Regions from separate parts of the Homo sapiens genome. Here region 1 is linked to region 2. The links are chromatin contacts, found by Hi-C in ENCODE. All regions are on one chromosome and are shown on one strand. Each heading gives the region's core, a stretch centred on a gene start or an enhancer-like site at or near the end of the contact. The rest is flanking DNA. Distances are from core to core; before and after follow the strand shown.

Region 1 (3,620 bases), core at 136-2,635, 260 kb before region 2:
GATCGATACAGCCTCACTGCTGCTTTTTTCCCCTACTCTCCGTGGAGCACACTTTCCGCCCTAGGCCCTAGGGAAAATCCATCCCCCGCTTCAGCTGGCTTTGCAAAGAAACTCAGGAAACTAACACCAAACTCAGAAGGGGGAAAACACAAGACTTTGAACTTTTTAAAGATGGGAAGCTGCTTTCATTCCCACGTGGGCATCAAGGGAAAACCTATGGGGACTCTTTTCCGGAGAGGTGTGATTTTCCTCTAACCCTCCGAGAAACGTTCCAAATCCACTCCAAAACTGTGGAGAAGTGGCCGAGGCAGAGAGAGAAGAGTTAAATCAAGCCCAGATCTCAGCAATCTGTGTTCAATTTTGATAAAAATCTCCCTCTCCCCCACCGCCCCCCTTCCTCCACCCCACAGCTCAGACACGTCTCTTTATGTTAGGAGCTTGCATCTTGTTTGGGGCACCACACGCGGCACTCCTGGAGAACCTGGCACGTACCTCACCGTGGCCATGTGGCAGAACCAACCATCCCACTCCCAAGCTACGGCTGGACACAGGGCCACAGCGTCCTGGCCATCACCACCACCTCCCCCTCTTCCTTCTCATCCTCTTCACAAAATTACCTGCCGCCAGACCAAGTCCCTCATTCCCCGGTTAAGTCAGAGTCCCGACGCCTGGTAAAGTCAGGGCATGAGGTTGGTTTGCGACCGCAGGTGCTGAGAGCCCCAGAGTCCGGGGACCCCTTTCCTGAGATGCTCCTTCCCCCGCCCAGGGTCCCACTGCCACTGAGAACAAGAACCTTACGGCTGCCCTGCCCACTGGCCAGAGGCCAGGCCTGCAAGTGGGAGCTGGGGGCTTGTGAAGACTTCAGCCCAGCCAAGTGAAGGTTCAAGCCGAACCCGGAAAAGCCACCACCAAAAAGTTGTCAGTTTTGCGGGGTATCTTCTGTGTTTGTCCACTTGTGACAACCAGGGGTCAGGTTTCAAAGCCGCAAAAAACATTTTTAAAAAGTTTTCCAAAGACATTTCCTATGTCCAGATGTGCCAGTACAGACACACGCAATCACACTCATACACACACACAACTCACACACACACAGGCCCTGGGAGCCCACTCCGGGGTCGGCGGCTCCTGCAAACACTTTGGAGAAACAAAACCGCCAGCCTGCGGAGCTGCTGCCTCCCCAAGCCCCGCGGGGCATGCTAAAGAAAGCAGAGGGAGAGAAGTGTGGGAGCCCAGCGGAGAGGGCTCCCCGCGGCCCGGGCCCCAAGACGGGGAGCGCCAGGGCCGGCCGCACTTACTCCGAGGACCCCAGGGCGCCCGCGCTCCCGCAGCCCGAGGTACGGCGCCGCCGCCCGCGCTCCGCTCGCTGCTGCGTGCTCCGCGCTATCCCCGGGAAGCCGCGGCTGCCGCCCCTCCAGGCCCGGCCTCGCGCCCGTCCGCCCGCCCCGCTCTGACGTCAGGCGTCTTGGAGCGGGATATTTATGGCAAGGTTACTCTGAATTTTCCCTAGGTAGACTTCTGATTGCAGTTTCTTGGGATTTGTAATTTTCACACTTTCAGACCGAACGCAGGCGGGGGGAGAGCGCCACCGGCAGGGCGAGGCGTACAATGAGGGTAGCTGTTCCCCACTTTGGCAGGGAGCGTTCTCAGGGCCCCTTCTGTTTTGGAAACATGGAAGGGTCAAAGAGGCAAAAGTGGCCACCTGGGCAGCGGGTTTCTCCCCGGCTCCTCCTCTGGGCTACGGGCAAATGGCCTGGTCTGAGGCCGGCTCGGAGGTGAAGGTCCCGGTGCCAAGGAATCCCCTGTCCCTCCCCAAAGTGTCCCTGCACTGGACAGTGTGTCCCAAGGGGTGCTGGGCAAGACAGGAGCGAAATCAGGCACAACAGAACAGCTAATTAGGAGTCCTGGTCCACGCCCTAACAACTTTTCCATTTCTTTTTTGGGAGTGTATATATATTTTTTTAAGTTTATTTTTATTAAATTATGTTCCACACTCCCTGCCTCTGTATAGCTTTTCCAATTCAGTGCCAGTCAATTCATCTTACTTCATTGCTTGTATGCATAGTTTGAGCAGTTTACAATAGCTCTTATTCATACTTTTAAAATTTCCTTTTAGTTTTTTTTTTTCTTTTTTTTTTAAATGTGATTGTGGTCTGTCTCCTTGACTGAACTAGAGATTGCTTTGGTCAAGAGCAATTGTCCTCTCTGGGATTGGCAACACCCTCACGGGGAGTATTTGATCTTCTCTGTTTCCTATTTTCCCCAGCTCCCTCTGCAAGCAAATGGTGCCCCCACTGGGTGATGACCTGTATACAGTTTTCTGGGTGTTCAGTGGTTGTTCTGTGTTAGTGGTTGTCTGTTTCTCCACCTCACCAAAGGGGCTTAGGGAAATGGCTTGGTTTAAGGGCCACCCTTCCAGAGAAAAAAAGAGAATGTAATGCATGATCTTCCAGAGGAAAAAAAAAAAAAAAAGAGAATGTAATGTGTTATCCTTCATGGTTCCCAAGGATTGGAGAATGAAATGAACTTAAAATGATACACGTGAGATGCAAAATACTTATATGGTTAGACAACATAAGTGTTTAGGTATTCATCTCACCATGAATGGGAGGGGGCACGGATAATTGCAAATCATCATTAAAACACAACTATAGTGAACTTTCCATTAGCCCAAACTGGTAGAGGCGGGGTTGTGTTTTAACCACAGTTACAGTGCAGCAGGGACTCAAGGACTTGGAATGTGTTTACCTCTTTGGCAGCAGCTGGTTAGAGCTGATTGCCAGAAGGAGCTGTCTTAGGGCTGGGCCTCTCGGTAGAGGCCACGCTGTTTTGACCCAAGCCACCGAGGGCCCTGCAGCAGGGAGCTGCTGTTTGGTCACTGTGGGATTGCTCTCCCTGGCATAATACCCCACTTTTACCTCCTTCCATTCCCTCTCTCATATCAAGGCTCCACTGGCAAGGTGAGCTCTGTTCTTCAGCAGACCCTGCAAATAGGTTTCCAGAAGCCATTGACAAACCCATTCTCCCTTGCCTTTCTCAACTAAAGAAGTTAGAAATCTACAATATTCACCATCCCAGACTCCCTGGTAGCTCACAATTGCTATGAGACCAAGTTCTGACCAGTGAGATTGTAATACAGAAGACAGAGGATGCCTTCCACAAACTCTCTTTAAGAGAAGATCAGATTTGGCCAGGCGCGGTGGCTCACGCCTGTATTCCCAGCACTTTGGGAGACCGAGGCGGGCGGACCACGAGGTCAGGAGATCGAGACCATCCTGGCTAACACGGTTAAACCCCGTCTCCACTAAAAAATACAAAAAATTAGCCAGGCGTGGTGGTGGGCGCCTGTAGTCCCAGCTACTTCGGAGGCTGAGGCAGGAGAATGGCGTGAACCTAGGAGGCGGAGCTTGCAGTGAGCCGAGATTGCGCCACTGCACTCCAGCCTGGGCGACAGAGCGAGACTCCGTCTCAAAAAAATAAATAAATAAATAAATAAATAAATAAATAAATAAATAAATAAAAACACAAAAAAAGATAGGGCCAGAGACTCAGAGGTGGCAGGTTGGGGACATCATGAGGACAGAAACAGGGGAAGTGAGGCTGAGGAGCAAGCATTCTAGGTC
Region 2 (3,750 bases), core at 287-2,786:
GGACACTAAGACTGCATGACAAGTTAGGAGGCCATAGCAGAAGTCCAGGCCAAAGGACAGGGATGATGAGAGAGAGGCAGGGGCATCAGAAGCATTTATGAGGTCGAGTGGACAGGGATCTGGGGCAGATTGGATGCTGGGGGTAAGGGTGAGGATTGGCCCCCTGGTGTCTGGGTGGCTGGTGAGGCTTTTCATGGAGACAAGAACCGTGAGTGCCTTCCCTGGCCCCACAATTTCCCCAATTGACATTGTTGGCTATAGAGAGCATGGGATTGGCATCTCTGCTGAAATAAAATCGGTACTCATGTTAGAACCTCATGGCTTATGATAGAGGAGGAGCTCTGTTTACTGGCCTTTTCCAAAGGCACACACTATTGTACCCATGCAGAAATGGCCTCAGATATCACTGCCCAGCCCCTTGTTGTGTGCCAGGCCTTTTCTATTTCTATGTCTTCTTGCCCACACCATCTCCCTTCTCATAATTCTTCTTCCCCACAGCATCTTATAATCACTCTCCTTCCTTATAATTATAGTCAAGAGTTTCAGTAACTCTTTTCCTCCCTTGATATTGCTATTGAGACAGACTAGAGTTTTGTTTGGAGAATGAATAAAGTTTACTTGAATAGAAAATCATTGAAAAAAGAATGGAAATTTTTTGTAAGGTCCAAATACAAATGAGGTTAAAGTTTTGAAGAAGAGACTTCTATCTGAAAGGGTTTTTGAGTTGTTTTCACTGTTATTGGATATAGTTCTACCAATAACTTTAAGCAGAGGTAGGCTCACAAATGGAATGATAATGATCTCACCATTTGGGGGAGGGATTGATTGGGGATTGATGTGTTTTTTTTTGGCAAAACTACAAATAGGATGAAAATTGTTGTGGATGAATCAAGGCGGCAAAGCAACAGGTAATGGGATAGTTCATTACAATATTTAAGATTCTAGGAGCTGATCAGGCTTTTATTATTCCATTATTTTATATACAAGAGGCTTGTATAAACTAAACCAAATACAAAAAAATTAATAAGTATGTTGTTTTGAAAGAATTTCTGCCTTATGTCAGTGTTAACAGTTTCTATTAACTGTCCCTAGGGCTGCTTCTAATGCAGAAAGTAAGTAAATCTGACCATCTCTGAAACTGCTGTGAAACTGTCTCCCCTTTGACAACCCTCTCTCATTTCCCATTCACCTCCACTTTACCAATTTATGCTGAAAATAACTCCCTTCAGATTAGAAAATGAAACCGAATTCATGGTTCCCTAGAGAGCCCTGCAGAGTCATTGCGCAAGCAGCCTGACATGGCCAAGGAAGGTTAGGGGCTTTGGGGCTTTTTGTTGTTGTTTTGGAGTTTAAATGTCTGTTTTGGTTTCATTGAAATAATGAGAGAGATTGTTCCGCTCCGTAGTTTGGAAAGAGTTGTATTGTTCACTTTAAAATAGGAGGCATTTTAAGGTTGGAGTTTTTTAAAAATTTCTTTCTGTTTTAGTTTTCTGACTGCCTATTCTAAATAGTCACCTGGAACCAGTCAGTGTTCTGAGAGCCCTGATGACTCACCACCTCCTTTAACTCTTTGAGATACCAACAGAACCCACTCATCACAGATGATGCCATTGGCATTTTAAAAGGTGAAATGAAAGCCAAAGCTGTAGCCTGGAGGCTCCAGACCCTTATCTCCTCCTCAATGAGAATTTGTTGAGTCCCTGCTGTGTATATAGAAAGGCCCAGGGTACCAGGGTACATGCTGTAGGCAATGCCAAGGTGAACGGAGAATGGGTCTCTGGTTTGGGGAGCTTACATTTAAACAGTGGAGGCTGGCTTTGTACCCAAAGAGCAGAGACTGAAATAACAAGTGCTCTAAGCAGGAATTGGAAGAAATACTCTGTGAATTCAAAGGAGAAGGAGAGGATTTAATAAGTAGGTTGAGAAAAGCATTACAGAGCAGGTGACATGAAAGTTAAATCTCAAAGGATGGGCAGAATTTGGACATTCAAAGATGGAAGAAAGAACATCTCAGTCTTAAAGAATAATGTGAACATTTATATGTCTTCTTAAGAGGAATGTCTATCAGGTCACCCTTTTTTTTTTGAGACGGAGTCTCGCTCTGTCGCCCAGGCTGGAGTGCAGTGGCATGATCTTGGCTCACTGCAAGCTCCGCCTCCTGGGTTCATGCCATTCTCCTGCCTCACCCTCCCAAGTAGCTGGGACTACAGGCGCCCACCACCACGCCTGGCTAATTTTTTGTATTTTTTAGTAGAGACGGGGTTTCACTGTGTTAACCAGAATAGTCTCAATCTCTTGACCTTGTGATCTGCCCACCTTGGCCTCCTAAAGTGCTGGGATTACAGGCATGAGCCACTGCGCCTGGCCAGGTCACCCATTTTTAAATTGAATTATTGGTTTTCTTTCTGTAGAGTTATTGGATTTTCTTATAAATATCTTATCTATTTCAGATATGAATCCCTGATCAGCTGTATGGCTTACAATATTTTCTCCCAATTCATAGGTTGCCTCTGCTCTCTGTTGTTTACATTGTTCTGCAGAAGCTTTTTATTTTTATGTAACCCCATTTGTCTAATTTTGCCTTTGTTGCCTACACTTTCTGGGTCAAATCTAAAAAATTATTGCCCAGATCAGTGTCATGTAGTTTTTTCCCCCATCTTTTCTTCTAGTAATTTTTCAGTTTCAGATAAGTTTAACTCTTTAGTCCATTTTGAGTTGATTTCTGAATATGGTGTGAGATAAGCATCCGGTTTTGTTCTTCTGCATATAAATAGTTGTCCCAACACCACTTATTGAAGAGTCTCTTTTTCTCCTTGTGTATTCTTGGCATCTTTGTCAAAAATCAGTTGAGTCTACATGTGTGGTTCATTTCTGAGCTCTCTATTCTGTTCCATTGGTCGATGAGTCTATTTGTATGCTAGGACCATGCTGTTTGTTCTTTTTACTCATGATAGCTTTGGATATTCAGGGGTTTTTGTGGTTCCATATGAAATTTAGAATTTGTTTTTTCTATTGCAATGAAAAATGATTTTGGAATTCTGATAGGGAATACATTGAATCTATAGATCACTTTAGTAACATGGACATTTTAACAATATTAATTCTTCCAGTCTATGAACAGATACATGAAAAAATGTTCAATATCACCAATCATTAGTGAAATGCAAATTAAAAACTGCAATAAGATACCAAGTCACACCTGTCAGAATAGCTATTATCAAAAAGACAAGAGATGACAAGTGTTGGGGAGGATGTGGAGAAAAGGGAACCCTTGTACACTGTTGGTGGGAATGTAAATTAATACAGCCATTGTGGAAAACTATATGGAGGTTCCTAGAAAAACTAGAAATAGAATTACTATATGATCCAGTAATGCCACTTCTGGATTTGAAATCAATATGTATCCAAAAGATTTGAAATCAAGATGTCAAAGACATGTCTGCATTCCCATGTTCACTTCACCATTATTTACAGTAGCCAAGTGATGGAGTTAACCTAAATGTCCATCAACAGATGAATGGATAAAGAAAATGTGGTACAGATACACAATGCGATACTGTTCAACCTTTAAAAGGAAAGACTTTTTGCCATTTGTGACAACATAGATGGAACTGGGGATCATTATACTAATTGAAATAAGCCAGGCACAGAGAGACAATACCACATGTTCTCACTTATACATGGAATCTAAAACAATCGAACTCAAAGAAGCAGAGAGTAGAATGGTGGTTACCAAAAGCTGGGAGGAGG

What was found. A loop is a pair of places that touch in the nucleus more often than their neighbours do. Pooled maps may share reads with other maps.
Region 1: a loop to region 2 is called in a map with no recorded cell type, with 10 times the contacts of the local background. The contact joins the promoter of DAAM2 here to the enhancer-like site in region 2. A Hi-C loop is called at or near these places in 1 of 168 maps with a recorded cell type or tissue (esophagus muscularis mucosa), 1 of 37 single-sample maps with no recorded cell type and 1 of 50 pooled maps.

Annotation. Positions count from the first base shown.
Region 1 is chr6:39,790,141-39,793,760 of GRCh38, reverse strand. DAAM2 (dishevelled associated activator of morphogenesis 2) reads right to left here and starts at 1,385. Exons shown (of 25, transcript NM_001201427.2): 1 at 1,296-1,385.
Region 2 is chr6:39,528,122-39,531,871 of GRCh38, reverse strand. The region is part of intron 13 of KIF6 (kinesin family member 6); the gene reads left to right. Among named protein-coding and RNA genes, the nearest start is that of KIF6, 200 kb to the left of the region's middle. RefSeq lists enhancers at 1,086-1,165, 1,186-1,245, 1,356-1,495. Within about 2 kb of position 1,536, at least 3 of the 41 ENCODE cell types and tissues checked have a DNase peak (open chromatin) inside an H3K27ac peak, as active enhancers do.